Linked DNA regions of Homo sapiens: region 2 is linked to region 1. A link is an interaction called in ENCODE POLR2A ChIA-PET data of the cell type or tissue named here. Cell type or tissue: HCT116. All regions are shown on one strand.

The links. Peaks named below come from ENCODE experiments on the same cell type or tissue, not always from the same donor. Only the 100,000 strongest peaks of a DNase experiment are listed, where the experiment ranks them.
Region 2: POLR2A ChIA-PET joins it to region 1 with 7 read pairs; 2 of 35 experiments call an interaction of 5 or more read pairs at or near these places.

What each region holds. Positions count from the first base shown.
Region 1 is chr21:14,867,027-14,871,026 of GRCh38, forward strand. All of the region lies in intron 1 of ASMER1 (adipocyte associated metabolic related lncRNA 1), which reads right to left. Among named protein-coding and RNA genes, the nearest start is that of ASMER1, 50 kb to the right of the region's middle. RefSeq lists an enhancer at 3,787-3,836. In HCT116, no CTCF peak of the experiment used is centred here; no DNase peak of the experiment used is centred here; H3K4me3 peaks cover 187 bases; H3K27ac peaks cover 1,202 bases.
Region 2 is chr21:15,467,252-15,471,251 of GRCh38, forward strand. No RefSeq gene overlaps it. Among named protein-coding and RNA genes, the nearest start is that of USP25, 260 kb to the right of the region's middle. In HCT116, no CTCF peak of the experiment used is centred here; no DNase peak of the experiment used is centred here.

The DNA.
Region 1 (4,000 bases):
CTCCTGGCCTCAAGGGATCATCCTGCCTCAGCCTACCAAAGTGTTGGAGATACAGGCATGCACCAGCATGCCCAGCCTGATATTCCTTGAAATACCTCAAGCCATCCTGTAGTATCAACTACCACAAATATGTGAGGGCTGCTCCAGTTCATATCTACATCTTGAACCTCTCTAAGTCTCCATGGGTCAACCTCCTGTGTTTTCCTGCAGCACACCAAAGTGTGCTCAAAAAAGCAAATGAAAAAGAATACAAAACAGTTGATACTCACTTGCAAAATAAAACCAGATGCAGCTTTCTTTACAAATTGAGAAAGATGTTTTTTAAGCATAATGACTAGTGTTGGCAAATGAACTTGTCCCTCTCAAATATCATGTGAGACTTTGGTTTGATACAATTTTACTGGAGAGTTATTTAGCAATGTGAATCAAGTATTTAAGAATTGTTAATTCCTTTTGACCTAGTAATTTTACTCCTTAGGAATTATCCCAAGAAAATAATCAGACCTGCACCAAAGATTTATATATGGATACATATACAAAGCACATATTTGCATATAAGGACTACACCCACAGATCCATAACCGTAAAGTCTCAAAGTTACTGACTGTTGGCTTTTAAACTTTTAAACTTTTAAACACAGATACATATCTCTGAGTCTAGTCTTTATATGCAAATATATATGTTTTATATATGTATATTTTTTGAATCATTTTATGTGGTTTATATTTATTCAATTTTTATATGCTTGGTTTAGAAGCATATAAAATGTTCACTTTTCAGAAAACATTAGGAATTGGTTATATTTTAGAAAGAAACGTAGAATATCACATTTCAATTTGGACTAGCACTTTTCAAGCGGCTGCTAACCACATGTGGATAGTGGCTATCCTATCAGCATAGAGCTACACGAAGGGCATATGACTGCTTATTTTACTATGCTTGCAATTTCTGTAGCTTTGATTTTTTTTAAATAAAATGTTGGCCAGGCACGGTGGTTATGCCTGTAATCCGAGCACTTTTGGAGGCTGAGGTGAGCTGATTACCTGAGATCAGGAGTTCGAGACCAACCTGGCCAACATGGTGAAACCCCGTCTCTACTAAAAATCCAAAAAAATTAGCCAGGCGTGGTGGCAAGTGCCTGTAATCCCAGCTACTCGGGAGGCTGAGGCAGGAGAATCACTTGAATCCGGGAGGCAGAGGTTGCAGTGAGCTGAGATCACGCCATTGCACTCCAGCCTGGGTGACAAAACCCAGACTCCTTCTCAAAAAAAAAAAGTTGGGGGAGGAAAGGCCTTTGAAAACACTTGCAATCACATTCATTCTGCTTCAGACTGTTTACTCTTCTTAATCCCTGCTAACCATGGTTAATTCACTAGCATTTTTGCTTTTCAAGCAGTGACATCCACAAGACCATATTGTGATCTTTCTATTCTTTGCATAGTTTCATGGTTCTTAGAGGAAAAAAAAAGATGTCACACATAACAAACAAACTAACCAGTAGTGACACTAAAATGAGAAAAGGGTTTTGGCATGGCTCAAAAAAGCCATGTGTATAATTTTTAAATCAGTGCTGCAATTTGTGGCCCAGCAAGTGAGACGGCATTTTGCTTCCTCCTCAAGAACCCTTTGTTCTTGTCATGAACCAGAATTTAAGCTTCTGCACTCTGTTTCTGGGAGGCAGAGTCCTCTTTGACCTGATCTGTCTCCTTTGACAAGGAGACAGATTTTAGCTTGTCCAAAAAAAGATAACCCCTGCTGCTCCTTGTTTGGAAAAAACACATTCTCCTTCCTGGGAGAGGCTGAAAGAAGAATTGACTACAAAAGAGAATGTAACAAGTCTTCATTTTCAACTCATTTCCCTTTAATTTTTATGCCAAGTACAGCCGTGCCTTGAGTGATGTGGCAACAGGCTGAATTTCCCCTTCTTTCTCAGATTGTCTCTTATTTTGACAACGGCCTCCTTTCGTTAATAAGAAGTCAATGACATGTTCCTCTGTTTTCTTAACAAAAATCTGCACTGCTTGTGGATAGGATGGTCACATAATTTCGCAGTCCACAATGCTGGGGACTAGGGGATAGGAAAAAACGTAGAGAAGCATGTTTTACCGGGAAGAAAATAGTAGCAATGCAGCTACCCTAACTTGAATGGAACAAAGCTAATACTTGTACTTCTTGTTCCTTTCAAATGCCTTTCTTGAATACCTAAGTTCTCATAGTCCTGGAGAATCTTGAGAAACAATAAAACTTTGTGATTGTTTTAGAACTTCAAAACTTCTGCACAGGATTGACTTGAAATATCAGAGAGGTTCTTGTGGAAGAGGATGTGAGGGTATCTTTTTAAGCCAGCTGTCACTACATAGCCAGACTTTTAAGATAAAATGCTAAGGAAAAAAAAAACTTATTTTAGCTCCTCAAAAGAAGGAAGGAAAAGAAAGGAAGAAATGAAGGAAGGGAGGGAGGGACAGAGAGGGAGGGAGGGTAGGGGTGAAAAAAAACACTTTGCTGCAGTTCACAAAAATTTGATTAAGTGTAATGAAAACTTTAATTTGTTGATAAAAGCACTCAGTTATTAAGTCCTTTTAACTTTACTCATATTTCCCACCATAAATATGTAACATGTATGTATATGTATTTATTTCCAAACTTGAAGTTTAAAGGCAATCTCTATACCCTCTCCATATGCATTCTTTAAAATCAAATATAACAAAATATTTATTCAGATGTTTTCTCTTCTTCAATCTTCAGTGAAGGAAAATATAATTTTCTTTCTTCAGCAGAGATTGCACAGTGGCTTTAATCAAATCAATCCATTTCACCACTAGATATAGAATATTTTCCCTAAGGGCCACAAAAAGTCGAAGTTGATTTGTCTTTGTCAAAGCAGATAAGTTGTTAAATGAAAGAAACAGTACCAGAATCCTTCCAACTAACTGAACTAGGAGAGAGGAATAAAGGAGATGAACTCTACGTGCAAACATACATATAATTTCTTTTTTCCTCATCTGTCTCTTGCTCTGTTTCCCCCAGTTCCATCTGCAATAGCAGCCATACAGCACCTAGACTGTTGAGAGATACTGAAACTTGAAAGAAAAGGGAATGTACAATGTGCAAATGCAATATCATTATTCAATAACTTTGCAAGTAATTTTATTACCTGAGACACCATGGTTTCTTTGTCTCCTTTTTCTGTGTCCCATTCTCTGCCTCTAGCTGTGGGTCTGTCTCTCTCCTACACATACATACTCACCTAGAGGGGCATACATATTAATAATGTGTGGGAATTTCTTACTTAAAGCTACTTCCTCTTCAAACCAAGAATAGCAGAATACCTGGATCCAATAAACAAATGATCTTGTCTCGACATCTAAAATAAATTATCTGGCAGAACACTGTAAATGAATACTTAATAGCAAAACTTAATAATAAGGGAACACACAAAGAAGTGCAAGAGTAGGAAGCTTTCTTGTATCACTTCCTCATGCCAAAAACAGAACTGGAAATTGTCACTCAAAAAAAAAACTTTTAAAATATAGTAGTTCAAGTTTCAAACGTGGTCCCAACAAATCAGATATACAACTGTAATCTCAGTTCTTTATTCTATACACCAACTTTAGATATCTTCCCATAAGTCTTAAAGTGATTTTTGAATACAAATATTTTTCTCCCTTCAGGCTAAGCCCTATGGGCGAGTGCAGAACTCGTACAACTGGTTCTACTACCAAACTATAAAATGTTCATTCCCTATTTTTCACATAAGAAGAAAGCAACTTTCTCCTTTTTTCTCATTCTCATTTTAGCCTGAACACCTGGCTTTTTCTGAAGCTATGCCAGGTTCAGATCAGATACTATGAGGGCAGCAATGACTACGGGTTACTGCACACACTATCTCCATGGTTTCTACTGTGAAATCCCTTTAAACTTTCTATCTGGACTATTTTCATGTGCTGTGTATGCGTGAGCACCTCTGGAGGTTATTAAGTAGTTGTTTCATCAATAAATG
Region 2 (4,000 bases), 600 kb after region 1:
CCACTATGCCAGGCCAGATATTTTTGCATATGTTACCTCATTTAAGCCTCACAAATCCTCAGGTATCACTATCCTTTTGTTCAGATACTGGAACTGGAGATCAGAGCATTTAAGGGATTTCTGTACAGTCTGAAAAGTAAGGATCAGAGGTCAAATTCTAATCCAGGACAAACCGTTAACTATGCCTTCTTTGACTTTAAGATAAGAGAATAACTCAGAATTTTATACATTTAATAGGCAGAAAAACTCTAAATTCTCCAATTCTATACAGGTATTTCCTAAAAAGCAGCATAATCATTGTCATCATGGGGAAGAAATGTAGATCAATCATCTCAATGCACTTGGCTTAGTGCTAGCAGTAGCTTTAAAGGAATTAATAGATAAATTCCCTTGACTACGATTTTAGAATCATTAAAAAAGCATTGAGAAAAGTTATTTTCTAGGTAACTTTCCCCATGATTTTGAAACTTAACCTTTATTGGAACCTTCCAAATCTTTCTGTTCAAATCCTTATGATTTAGATTATGAACTTAAGTTGGAAATAACTTTTCCTTATAAAATCATAATGGTTCTATCTATCTATACACACATACGTATTTGACCTCAATTTAATTGTCTTTGAATGAGATTCTGCATTCATGTTAAGATATTTCATTTATTTAAACTAGATTATTCCATTACCAAACATGCCTTCTGTTTAAACTGTTTGAATCACAGCCAAGTAAGAAGCAAATCCTATTCAACTGAACTGAGCCTCTCTGGCCAGCCTTGTGAGTAAGGAGAAAAGAAGTAAAAGAGGGAGGAGAAGAGTTTGATTATGGTGATTTGGTACCTGGAAAAGATGGGGTAAAATCATCAGGTTTTGTAAATAAAAATACAGAACACTTGAATACATTTGAACTTCAGATAAAACAAGGCACAGTTTTTTGTACAAGGATGTCTCAAATACTGCATGAGACATACTTATATTTTAAAATCACCCATTGTTTATTTAAATTCATATTTAACTGGGTGTCCTATATTTTATCTGGTAACCCTAGATGAAGGATCACACAGGACAAATATAACTAGCATTGGGTTCCAATTGCCACATGTCTTTTATGCACAGATTGGCAGGCTTCTCCTGGGGGAAAGTAGAGGCTTAAAATTGAGGCTGCTTTTGCTCACTGCTTAATAGTGACAAGCTATTGATAGCCAGGCATTGCCAAATTCTCATTAGTTTCTAAAAGTCAGGAACTACATTTAGAAAAAAGCGGCTCGCTTATGGAGAGGTCATCTCTCCAGTAACCTCAAGTACCAGGAACACAGCTGAAACCCAGGAAGCAAGGGAAAAAAAGGCCTCTGAGGATTCAAAATAGAAACCATGTGCTAAAGCTCATGCTCTTTTCTCTGAGAAGAGGCCCTCAGACTTGCACTCAGTGTAATTTGCTCTTCTTTCAGACACCATCCAAACAAGTTTGGTTGTCTGATTTCCCACCCAACAGAGATAGAAAGCAGGAAATTGCAAAGTGGGCAGGATGGCTATGTAGACTAGGGGTCAGCCTTGTGGCAGACGATCTGGTAAAAACACATGCACACATATACACACACAAACACACACATGCACTCCACTATATGCAGCAATTCCCATAAAAATTTGGAAGAAATGTACCAAAATGGAATTTGTGGTTATTTTTTAGTAATGAGCTTACAAGTGGTCTTATTTTCTTCTTACACTTTTTAAATATTAGCTAAACTTTTTACATGCATGTTTATGATCAGAAGAGGCAACACAGATATTTTCAATTAAAGAAAATTTAAAAATTATTTCTTGATTCTCTCAGGAGAGCTCTGTTCACACCTCTATTAGAAGCATTTCCCAAATGGTAATTATATGCCAGACATTTATTTGTCTTTGTCCTCTGCTGACTTGTAAACTTTTTGAGAGCAGAGTTAGTACCTTTGTAGCATTGTAGCCTTAGTTATCAGCATAATCTCTAGCACACCAATGCCCAATAAATATTTGTTGAGTATGGAATGAAAGTCAAAATGCATGGTGTTTCTATGGGCATCTAGACATGGAATTCTCCACACCTCTGTCTCCCAGGAGCAGTGCGCCACTGTGGTCTGCTTTGCCCTTTGACTAGGATAAAAGTCTACTCTAAGTCCACAATACAAATTAGAATTAAGATTGCATTCTCTGTTTTTAAAAGCACAGAGGAATATGATTTATTCTGGCAAAGTGTCTTTTGAAATGGTTAGCATCTTTTAAAGTTTTGGCTTAAAGGAATGAGTATAAGAAATTTTGAGAATTCTCTTACTTTTAGTCATTTATTTGAAAATCTGGCTGTATCTGTTAATTGAGGATCATGGGCTAAAGATATGGGACACGGCTCTCAGAGTTGCACTACAGAGGTAAAATGCAATCTGTAAAATATTGGCTGTAGAATAAGACCATGTACAAGTTCTAGAGGAAGAAATGAGAGACCCCTATATGTATTACTTTATATGGCATCTTTATAAAGCTTTAAGGCATGTGCATCTTTGCAAATAAATAAAAATGTGAAAAACACCAAAGCTCTACTTTCCTTGTAACCAATTTCCTTAAAGACCCCCCCTTCTCAGTGCTACATAGAAGGATTGAATATGGTCTTAAGTTCTACTCTTTTTCAACACAAACGAAGATTAAACCAATTCATTCAGAAGAAAGAGAAATGACTGGATTCCATTTACAAGTAGAAAAGGAGTAGAATTTTAGGTCAGGTGCAGTGGCTCATGCCTGTAATCCCAGCACTTTAAGAGGCCGAGGCAGGTGGATCGCGAGGTCAGGAGTTCGAGACCAGCCTGGCCAATATGGTGAAACCCCATCTCTACTAAAAATATAAAACTTAGCTGGGCGTGGTGGTGTGCACCTGTAATCCCAGCTACTCGGGAGGCTGAGGCAGGAGAATTGCTTGAACCCAGGAGGCAGAGGTTGCAATGAGCTGAGATCATGCCACTGCACTTTAGCCTGAGCAATAGAGCAAGACTCTGTAAAAAAGTAAATAAATAAAAAATAAAAAACATAAAAAAAATAAAAAAAACTATGACTATTTAATCAGAAAGAAATATATGAGTTGCTGAACAGTGGATATCATGGCAGAGATACGTGACAATACTGAATAGGATGATTCACCATCTGTTATTTATGTTTTATAAATGATTTCAAAGCACATTTTAGTAACTTGGACGGGATTCTCAAAGCGGGAAAACAGTGTTGCCTTTGCCCACAAATGCACCAGGGCCTGCCAGCAGAGCCCCTTAACCCTAAAAAGCAGCTACTCAAAATTAAAATGCACATGAGGACATTTTTCACTACAATCAACCTGGGTATCAGTATCGACGAACAGGGCTAAGCATTGGTAACTTAATGCAGAGATAAATTTGTACTTTACCCATTGAATTTGGTTCCTTTTCCACATCTGTAAAAAGTTAAATAGAATGGTAAAGTTACCTGATTTGTCTTTCATCTCGTTATTTCTCTACTCCTTGAAGGTAATGCCGAGGAAACACACACACACACACACACACACACACACACACACACAGAGAGAGAGAGAGAGAGAGAAAAAAAAGTAAGTCCAAAGCAGGCAGCAGGAAAAAGACAGAAAAAGTGACAAATAAATGATTAATCCCTGGAAAATTTAAATTTAATAGTGAATACGGACAACTTTCAACTTATAAAAGAAAAACATCCCTTGGGCATCAAGCCTAAGATACTCAACTGTAAGAGGCGGTAAGTCTGTAAGCCTAATAAATAACTTTAGGAAAAGTTTTAAAACTTTGTTTTGATTTTTTAAATATCTAGACCAATGTGTTTTTAAAAACTAGAAATAATGGAATAAATTCCTAATATTTGAAAGAAGATGTCAAGAAAGATAGCGAAGCCTTCCTAAATCACAAGCCTCTATGTCACTCCTTAGACATAATCATCTTTTTGTATCCCACATGAAAATCTTCAGCTATGAAGTGACTATACGGT